2 separate regions of the Mus musculus genome follow, and region 1 is linked to region 2. A link is a loop called in an ENCODE intact Hi-C map of the cell type or tissue named here. Cell type or tissue: heart. All regions are shown on one strand.

What was found. A loop is a pair of places that touch in the nucleus more often than their neighbours do. Peaks named below come from ENCODE experiments on the same cell type or tissue, not always from the same donor. Only the 100,000 strongest peaks of a DNase experiment are listed, where the experiment ranks them.
Region 1: a loop joins it to region 2, with 4 times the contacts of the local background. A loop is called at or near these places in 5 of 42 quality-filtered maps.

What each region holds. Positions count from the first base shown.
Region 1 is chr13:94,129,575-94,134,574 of GRCm38, forward strand. The region is part of intron 2 of Lhfpl2 (lipoma HMGIC fusion partner-like 2); the gene reads left to right. Among named protein-coding and RNA genes, the nearest start is that of Lhfpl2, 74 kb to the left of the region's middle. In heart, no CTCF peak of the experiment used is centred here; DNase peaks (open chromatin) are centred at 1,007, 2,947 and 3,347; H3K27ac peaks cover 337 bases.
Region 2 is chr13:93,837,132-93,842,131 of GRCm38, forward strand. All of the region lies in intron 4 of Arsb (arylsulfatase B), which reads left to right. Among named protein-coding and RNA genes, the nearest start is that of Mir5624, 49 kb to the left of the region's middle. In heart, no CTCF peak of the experiment used is centred here; DNase peaks (open chromatin) are centred at 2,250 and 3,220; H3K4me3 peaks cover 332 bases; H3K27ac peaks cover 2,960 bases.

The sequences.
Region 1 (5,000 bases), 290 kb after region 2:
ATTGCTAGGCTTATAGGCACACTATGACACAGCCAGCTTTATATTTGCGCACTGGGAATCAGATCAGCTCAGACTCAGGTCTTCATACTGAGTGGCAAGTACTTCAGAGACTGAATCACCCTGCCCCGGGCCCAATTTACAAAATCTTTATATAAAACAAATCCTCAATCACTAGTTTACCATTTATAGAAACTTGAATTTTTTTTTAAAGCAACTTGCTTAGTTTAAAACAGAAAACACCCTGAATTCTATCTGGTGTACATTAGTGAGGAAAGAGTCCCTCACAGCATTTTCTGATTAGGGCTTTTGCCTTGAGGCCTTAACATTTTTTCTTTGGGCCTTAATTATTTCCATATTCCAGTATGTATTGTTTTGGTCATATTGGAATTATCCCTTATTAGCTGGTTTTTTTTCAATTTACCTCCCAGGGATCTCAGGCAAGAAATACAAATATTTTCATAAGATTCTTTGAGGGAGTAAAATTAATAGTTTTGAGAATGAAAATATGGTGACCTGTCTCCTAAGGATTGGAAGACTTTATTAAGATAGCAAGATATTCTTCCCCAGGGTAAAGGTTTTTGTATTTTTTTCAAAGGGCTTAATGGAAATATGGAAAGAGTAAGCGGGAATTTAATACCATGAAGTTGTAAACAGCCCCTGAAATTCAGTCTGTTTTAGAACACACATAACAAGTTCATTCTCAGAGATTTGAGACGTCTCCGCTCTCTTCCCAAGGCTGTCAGAATCATTGTAACAGTGACACAGAAAGGTCCCTGTGTGGGGACACGGCATGGCAGTTTCCATGAATGGGACTATTTTCTGTGCCTCAAAGTGGGTGGGCATCCTGTAGGGTGCCTTCTTGAGTTCCTTAATTCAAAGTCTACTTGTCCTGAAGTGAGGAAGGACGCTGCAGGGAGACTCAGCCATTCCCAAATGATTGTGCCTCCGTAGCACAAGGGACCCAGCAGAGACGCACACAGAGAACCTCTGGAGGGACAGGGCTCATTGGGGGGTTGGGTGTTTCCTCAGTCCTAATCAGCCTTCAGAGATATAATGAGACCCACACGGAAATTACAACATTTTCCCAAGTACTCAGATCAGGAAGAAAACAAAAATCTGTCGGAAATGTGTGGCCGGCCAAGTCTGAACACAGACTTGATTAGTTGGGGGCTTTCCTAGGGAAGCAGAGAAGGTAGAGTCCAGTGCTGTGAGCGTGTCTCCACAGAGATCCTCTGTGCCATATTTTTTCTGTTCCTTGCTGTTACACTAATGTGAAGGCTTTTCAGATGCATCTTAATGTAGACGGTGTCTCCCAGTAGCCTGTCTGGCTGATTCCTTCCTGTCATTTAGAGGATAAAGGTAAGACTGAGGGTGGAGAAATCTAGTCATTTTAGCCTGATGTGTGACCCTGGGGCTATGTCCTTGTCCTTAAAGACCTCCTGGTTTAGCCCAGGGCTGGTGAGCTGGGGTGTCACTGTGGCAAACGGATCACCATGGAGACATACGAGGGAAGAATGAACTCCCCCCAGCTGAGGAAGGCATCCCAGACCTGTGACAAACAAATTGGGCTGTGAAGATTTTGCCAGAGGATGGCAGGCAGAGATAAGCATAGGCAGATGAAGAGGGGTGGGAGCTCTGAGTGTGATCAGGAAGCAGTGGTTTGGAGAGACTTGGACAGGAGGTGTAGTGAGGCAGGTGAAGTCAGTTGTGACTGTCCTGAGTACCATGTGCCTGCTCCACCCTCTCCCCTGTGCACATACATGTCTGTGTAAATATGTGTACTGCTGACGCCTGAACTGTTGACTGATAGCAAAGTCTCCGGCAAACATTCCGCTACTGCTGGGACAGCTTAGGTCCATGGTGGTGATGGTGCTTAGCATGTCCGTGTGGGGTTTCTGGGAAAGCTTTGGGTGTGAGACTCAGGCTTTGTAACTGGTGGTTGGTGAGTGATCTGTGTGGCTGTGGGTGCTTCCTTGAAGGCATGACCATGAAGGTGGTCAATATTACATATGAACTATCATAGTGTCCATTTTCCGTGTGATTTCTATCTCTCCAAGTCTCAGCTGTTTGGTATTTTGTTAGTATTCATCTATATTTAAAGATCTACATTTAAAAAAATTCATGTGTATGTATATCTCCTTGCATGAGTTTATACATACCAAAGCGTAAAAGGACTGGAGGAAGCTGTTAGGGCCCATGAGACTGGAATTACAAGCTGCCGTGAACCACCTGATACAGGTGCTAGGAACCGAACCGGAGTCCTCTGCAAGAGCAGTGCTCTGTGCACTTTTAATGGCAGAGCCATCTCTCCAGCCCCACATTTAGCTATGTTTAATAGCACATAGGATTAACTGCTGATTTTTCTTAATTCCTTGACAGTAGCTGCCTCTCACTCACGCTGGATGTCGGGCCATTGGCCATGCTCTTAGAATCTCATAGGCATGGACTGAGGGAAGTAACAGAACCATACACCAACATCCAAGCTTCCTCATACTTCACTGCACAGCTGAGCCCCTTTCCTCAAGCGCCACATCCTTCCATATCTGACAAAATAGCTAACTACCTAGGGCTAGAAACTCGATGTGTGGTGTCCAGGCTGTGGGGCCATTGCTCAGAATGATGAGGAGCAGGAGTTGGACCTCCCAGTCTCTTTTCAGATCCTCTGAGGATGGTAGATCAAGTCCCATCATCCCACACTTGGGCTGACGGAACTCCTGCTGCACAGTTGAAACCACCCATAAAGTCTGCGGATCTAGCCCAGTGGCAGAGGGCTTGCTTAGCATACGCTACTCCCCCAGGCTCTGTCCGAGAACCACAACAAACAAAACACTGCACACAAGATTTTGCCTTTGTCCAGTCTCACAAAGGCTCTTAAGAGGCTGCTCTGGAACAAGGAGACACCTTGCTCATTTCCTAGCCCCAGCCAGTGCACTCAGGGCTTCCCCTCTCGGGAGTCCCTGCTTCCTTTGTAACATTTGTAGAGTGTACCGCCCTCCCCCCACTCCGCCCCCTGGAATTCCCCGTTCCTCTCTAGATTCACTTTTATTCCAGATTTTGAAATTGCAATTTGGGATATGTTTCCATGATGATTGCACAACATAAAAAGACTTAATATTTTACACCAAGAATAAATACATGAGAAAATGCCTTGAGCAGTTGAGTAATGTGACCACTGACTCCTGCGTCTTTCAGTGAATCACTGTCAGTTACTGAATGAATGAGAATAGTTCATTGTAATAAATTGCTCCAGCAGCCAGATGAGACGAGGTCCCTCCTCTGTACCGTTCTCAGTCATTCTCTCCAATATAAGAGTGAGCGCCAAGGTAAACAGGATACTTCCTCAGCCTTGGGTTTGGCACCCAATAATTCAGTGTGCTTTTTGGCTGAGTACAGACAGCCTCCTCCGTGCACAGGGACATGGCCCTTGAATTTGAGGTAACTTCCCTTCAGTGTTCTGGTCTTGAGTGCTCTTACAATAACAACCCCAGATCTTGGTTTGATGTAGTCCTCTACCATGGTCATTATTTCTTCCAACAGCATGTTGGTTATTGAAAAGAACCAATCGAGAAACCTGGTTCTGAGGATGGGCAAGAATTTTGTTATTTTTTTTTTATATTAGGAGGCAAAAATGTATGGGAGATCCAGGCTGGCAGAAAACAGGCTGATAAGAAATCCAGTGGTCCCTAGTGGCTGGCGAGCCACTTTGTCATTGGGTTCCTGTTCTGCTGTTGGTTGTACGATTGTCACTGTATTTTTAAACTTAGAAATTTAACCACAGTGAATTTTAATATCCATTGCCTAAGAACCAATACTTCTATCTGTATTCTGACATATTCTACCTAAAAGAAAAGGCCTTGAATCTTTGTGGATTCAAATTTAGGAATATTTTTCTTCATTATCCGAGTATCCAAGAGAGCTGTGGTGATCTGGATGGAGAATCCCAGTTGAAGATTTGCCAGATTCTGGGTCTCCTCCTTGAGCTAGAAGTACTTTAGATACATGAGTGATTTTGAAGATGTTTCATAAGAGACCAAGACCAAGCCAGCTAAACTAGAATGGCTCTAAAAGTCTAGAATTCCTGACCAAGCTTTTCAAAATGGTGTTCCAGGGAGATGTTTTCTCTGCTTCTATAAGCATATCTGTTAATGACTGAACAGAGTGGCAGGCTTAATTTTTTTGTTATTATTGCAGGACTGTGCAGAGAATTCAGCATGTATGCGGTGGCTCTTTAAAGGTCATATACAGGACTCAGTTTTTGTCCTGAGATCCCTTTGGTCTTAGAGGGACATTGGCCACATCCCCGTAACTCATGTCATTTGGACACAGTTGGGGAATGCTGCCATGGATTGATTTAAAATGGCCACAGAGTCTTTTCCAGCTCTTCCTGTCTCCCACTAGTTCGTCTTATGTCTCTCACACTTGAGTCTGGGGCCCTCCTTGTGACTTCATGGATACGATGTGACACAAGTGTTGTATGAATTTCAGAGTCTCACTCTTTTTTTTTTTGGGGGGGGGGGGTTCAAGACAGGGTTTCTCTGTATAGCCCTGGCTGTCCTGGAACTCACTTTGTAGACCAGGCTGGCCTCGAACTCAGAAATCCGCCTGCCTCTGCCTCCCGAGTGCTGGGATTAAAGGTGTGTGCCACCACGGCCGGCTCCAGAGTCTCACTCTTAATGGCATTGGGACCTCTACTTCTGCCCTCTTGAACTGTAGCTGAGACCTACATTTCTCTTGAAAAAGAAGTTGGCCTAGCCTCAGGATGAGGTATATCTACGAACAGAACACCCTTGAATACAGGGTTGAGGCTTCCGTGACCAGGCTAGCACGGTGAGCCTACCTGAACCCCCACCAACGGCTCTGAAACCAGACAGAAGGGAAAAAGAATACCATTCAAAAATCTTATGTGGTACTTTCTAGAATTCTCTGGTTTTAAACTAGATTTCTAAACAAGGGATTTTCCAGAACTCTAAGTCTAGTGAATAGTTAACCAGAACATAATA
Region 2 (5,000 bases):
TAAAGTGGCACCGATACTCCCAGAGCCTTCTAGGTAATTCTCCATGCTACTGTTGGAACATTTTTCTAGAAAAATTTAGGTTTTCAGACAGTTGGGTTTTATTTCTCATTTTAATGTGATGACATTGTTTTTGAAATAATCATTGGACTGCTGTGGTTAGGAGGGATTTCCCCTCCCCCCTTTATCTCCCCGTGTCTGTCTCTATAGTCTCTCCCTCCCACCCTGTCTCTCTCTATCTCTCTCTTTCCTGTAGTCCAGGCTGGCCTCAAACTCATTATGTAGTCTAGGATGCCTTTTAACATATGATCCTCCTGCCTCCATGTCTCAAGAACTCAGATTACAGGCTTGTTCCGTCAAGCCTAGCTGGACATTACACATGTTTAAAATATGCATTTTAGTTATGTGTATATGTGTATCCTAGTTAGGATTCTTATTGCTGCGGTAAAGCACAATGTCCAAAAGCAAATTGACTTCCACATCACTGTTCATCATCAAAGGAAGTCCGGACAGGAACTCGAACAGCGCAAGAACTTGGGGCAGGAGCTTATACAGAGGACGCGGAAGGGTGTTGCTTACTGGCTTGCTTCTCATGGCTTGCTCAATCCGCTTTCTTATAGACCCCAGGACTCCCAGCCAGGAGATGGCACCACCCACAATGCACTGCCTCTCCCTACCCTCATCAGTCACTGAGAAAAGCCTTACAGTTGGATCTTAGGGAGGCATTTTCAAAATTGAGGTTCCCTCCCTTCAGATGACTCTGGCTTGTGTAAGTTGATATAAGGGAGCCAGCACAGTGTATGTCTTTGTGTTTGTGTTTCTGTACATGAGTCCAGTGTCTGCGGTGCAGGAAAAAGATGGCGACTCCCCTAGAGTTAGGATTACAGACTGTTGTGAGCTGCCCAGTGTGCAGAGAATTGAGTGTGGATCCTGCAGAAGAGCATCACGTGCTCTTACACGCTGAGTCATCTCTCCAGCCCTGGATGTTATAGTTTTTTTTTTTAAAGAAATATTTTCCAGCCTATTCTTTTGCTTGCCAGAAGTTTTCACATTGTTTTCTGTGTTTCAAAAGCTTCTTTCTACAGTGAACATTTAGGCTTAGCTTGTATTGCCATGGAGTTATGAGTACCTGTTAGTTCAGGGATGTACTGTGATGTACAGACATGAGCTAAAATGGAGAGATGGTCACTGATAAAACCCTTGTTTCTTTTCTTCTTCCGAGCTGGTTTATTTTCTATTAAACCTCCCAGATGCTGTTTTGTTACTTTAGAATAGGAAATCTATATTATCTTTTTAAAAATCCCTCTTAAACAAGTGGGGTTTTCCCAAAAATTTCTCTAGCCAGAGGGAACTCTTCATTAAACAGAGCACTTTCTGGAAGGAGAGCGTATGAGCTTATGTCAGGAATTAAGTGATGGAGAAGGGGAAAATGTCGCCTGGCCTTAGGTGCAGAAACTGACCCAGAAGCCTTGGCCAAGTGGCGAGAGTTGACAGAGAGCCAATCGTGGTGCTTCTGACCCGTGCCTTGGCAGGAACCTCTCTGCTACCTTTAGACTTCAGAGCATCTCTAACTGGTTGGATCTTTGTCAAGAGCTTGGTCCGAGGTGGTTTCTTTTCTTTTCTTTTTATTTCTTTTCTCTTGATTTAATATAAAGCACTCACAAATTCTTTCAAGAACAACACACAGCTTTGTTTAGCTCCCTCAAGCCCTTTCACCTCTGTCAAGTTGCACCAGGAAATTTAAGGTCTAGCCAGAGGCCCCCAAAGAGTTAAAAAAAAAAAAAACCAAAACCCTCAACCATCCTGCAGAGTAGGAGAAATTGATGTCAAAAACAGATGTGCTGCTGTGGGCCTTGCTGAATTCATAAGTCAGGATAAAGCCAGTATGTATGCATGCATCTTAAAAAAAAAAATCTTGGCCAGAATTATAGAGAAATGGAAGGTCTCCTCTGCGATTCCTCTTCAGGCCTTGCTGGCCAGGAGCCCTGGTGAAGGGCTCCCGGGAGACAGGTGGCCCTGACAACTCCTAACCATTAAGTCAGAACGCCCTCTAATCCCTTGTTTTCCTTGTTGGTGTTCTGCAGGGCCGAGCTCCCTGCACAGAGCCTGCCCGTTTTCATTGGCTTTGGGGATTGTTATTGGAGTGGCTGACAGCTGTCTGCCAGGCTGTCTGAAACTGCCTTCCTGTGCTCTCCACACTGCTCCACTTCACAGCGCTATTGTTCCTGTCCAGCCTTTTCTTAAAATCTTTCCCAGCTGTATCCTGATATGGCAAACCACCTAAATTAGCTCCAGATTGTTCTGTTTATTTTATGTTAGATAAGTGATAGACTATAGTCCCAGCAGCGGGCCAAATGGAGGGTGGAAATGGGGGCAGGGTGTTGGAGGGGGTCAGAAGACGCTCGATTTTTTACTGCACAGGGAGAGTTCCAGACAAAACTCTGAAATGGCGCATGCGTGACAGAGCCACTAGTCCTGCCATTCATACGTGACCCAGAGTGGTTGGCAAGCATAAACTTTGGATCTGAACAGCAGAAAAGAGAAATCAGAACCCCAACACAAAGCCTTACTAGACAGAAGCAAAAATATCTATCCTGGGGAAAACACATAGGATCTGTCAGGTTGGTTTCTATGCCAGCTACCACACTTGACTTTCCTGTCAACAGAGACCCCTCTCACTTGCCAGTGAAAGGCTCTGTGGGTTCAAACCTGTCCCCAGTCCTTTAATCTCCCTGTATGCTCGGCATTTGAAAACATTTGCTTCCTGTGCCTGAATTTAAAGCTAGAAACCCACAGCAATTGACTCGCCATCATAACTGCTTTCCATACAGCTGCAAGTGAAAATTCACAATAGATTTGGCCTCTTCTGCTCCTCTTGGCCATCTGTGCAACTGCTTAACTGTGGCCTCTCCCCTGTGGGGCCAACTTCTAGCAGGGCCTCTCCACAGAGACCTTCCAAATGCTTAACAAAAAAGTGTTTTTTAACTATAACTAGATTCTCTCCCAGGATGAAGACTTCATATCTGTAGGGTTAAACCCAGATATAATATAACTAGATTCTCTCCTAGGATGAAGACTTTATGATCTGTTGGGCAAACCCAGATACAATATAAGAAATGAACGTCCAAAGCTTGACTCAGCTGAAGCAACGCTAGCAGCCACTGAGTGCTTGTCTCTGGTAACTCAAGACTCCCTAGTGAAGATAGCCATGACTCACTTCAGAGCTGGGCCACTCCTCCCCATGCTGAGCCAAAGTCCTTGAAACCCTTTCTGCCATGTGCAAAGACAGGGAGGAGAGCAGGGTCAGGAGTAATAAAAAAAAAAAAATGCCCCTAGGAACTGCCTCTCACTTTCCTTTTAGGAAAATAATCTCACTGTATAATTTTTTTAAATGACAAAACCAACTGGAGAAAAATAATTACCTTGTCAAGGTCTCTTGGCCCCAGTGGATATGCCTTTGGTCTCTATGAAGGTCCAGTATGGAGCTGCCTGGCCTGCATGTTACCCCAGCTCTCAGCGCTGGATCTTTCTATGTAGCCTTGTTGGCTTTTGATTGTGTACAGCCATGCATTTGTCCCTGGGCCAGGCTTCTCCTAGTTGTGTTCATGGAAAGGAGACTGAACCTGTCTCCCCTTGCCACAACACTAACAGCCTAGGAGGCCTTTAATCAGGGCCTAGCAAACCAATTTTTTTTCTTTAATTCTTACCTTATACCATGCACCTCATTACACTTTTGTTTTCATTCATTCCTAGACTTTAAAAACAGAGGCAAACAGCTCATGTGCCCTTGGCCTGTTCTCATTCAAACCATGGTACAGCTATCTCCAGCTAGCTAAGATGGAGTAAACAAGTCAAGGCTTCCTCACTGTGGCAGATAAAAATGAGAAGCAGAAAGCAGACTGTCTGAGACTTCATAGGGCAAATGGTAAATGAGTGGACTCTGGGTTTTATTAATTCTTGTGACGGGGTAAGCTCTGTGTGTTTGTTTTCTCTCCTCTGTCTTTCAGGTCTGACACATGAAACATGAAGTAGGCACTGATAGTATTCTTTTGAAGAAATCCCTACTTCTAATAGTGAGTGAAGAAATCAATAATCTGAAAAACATGAGGAACTCACCTCACATTTCTCTTCTCCAGTATTCTCTGCTCTGTGTTCTATGCCCTGTGCTCTGTGTTCTGTGTTCTCTGTTCTGTGCTCTGCACTCTGTGTTCTGTGCTGTGTACTGTGTGCTCTGTTTGCTCTGTGTTCTGTGCTCTGTGTTCTGTGTTCTGTGCTGTGTGCTCTGTGTTCTGTGCTTTGTGCTCTGTGCTCTGTGTTCTGTGTTCTGTGCTGTGTGCTCTGTGTTCTGTGCTGTGTGCTCTGTTTGCTCTGTGTTGTGTGCTCTGTGTTCTGTGTTCTGTGCTCTGTGTTCTGTGCTGTGTGCTCTGTGTTCTGTGCTGTGTGCTCTGTGTTCTGTGCTGTGTGTTCTGTGTTCTGTGCTCTGTGTTCTGTGCTGTGTGCTCTGTGCTCTTTGCTCTGTGCTCTGTGTTCTGTGCTGTGTGCTCTGTGGTCTGTGTGCTCTGTTTGCTCTGTGTTCTGTGCTCTGTGTTCTGTGCTGTGTGCTCTGTGTTCTGTGCTGTGTGCTTGTGTTCTGTGCTCTGTGTTCTGTGCTGTGTGCTCTGTGTTCTGTGTTCTATTTGCTCTGTGCTCTGTTCTGTGCTGTTTGCTCCGTGCTTTGTGTTCTGTGCTGTGTGCTCTGTGCCCTTTGCTCTGTGCTCTGTGTTCTGTGCTGTGTGCTCTGTGCTCTGTGTGCTCTGTTTGCTCTGTGTTCTGTGCTCTGTGTTCTGTGCTGTGTGTTCTGTGCTGTGTGTTTGTGTTCTGTGCTGTGTGCTCTGTGTTCTGTGCTGTGTACTGTGTGCTCTGTTTGCTCTGTGTTCTGTGCTCTGTGTTCGGTGCGGTGCTCGGTGTTCGGTGTTCTGTGCGGGGGGCTCGGTGTTCTGTGCGGGGGGCTTGTGTTCTGTGCT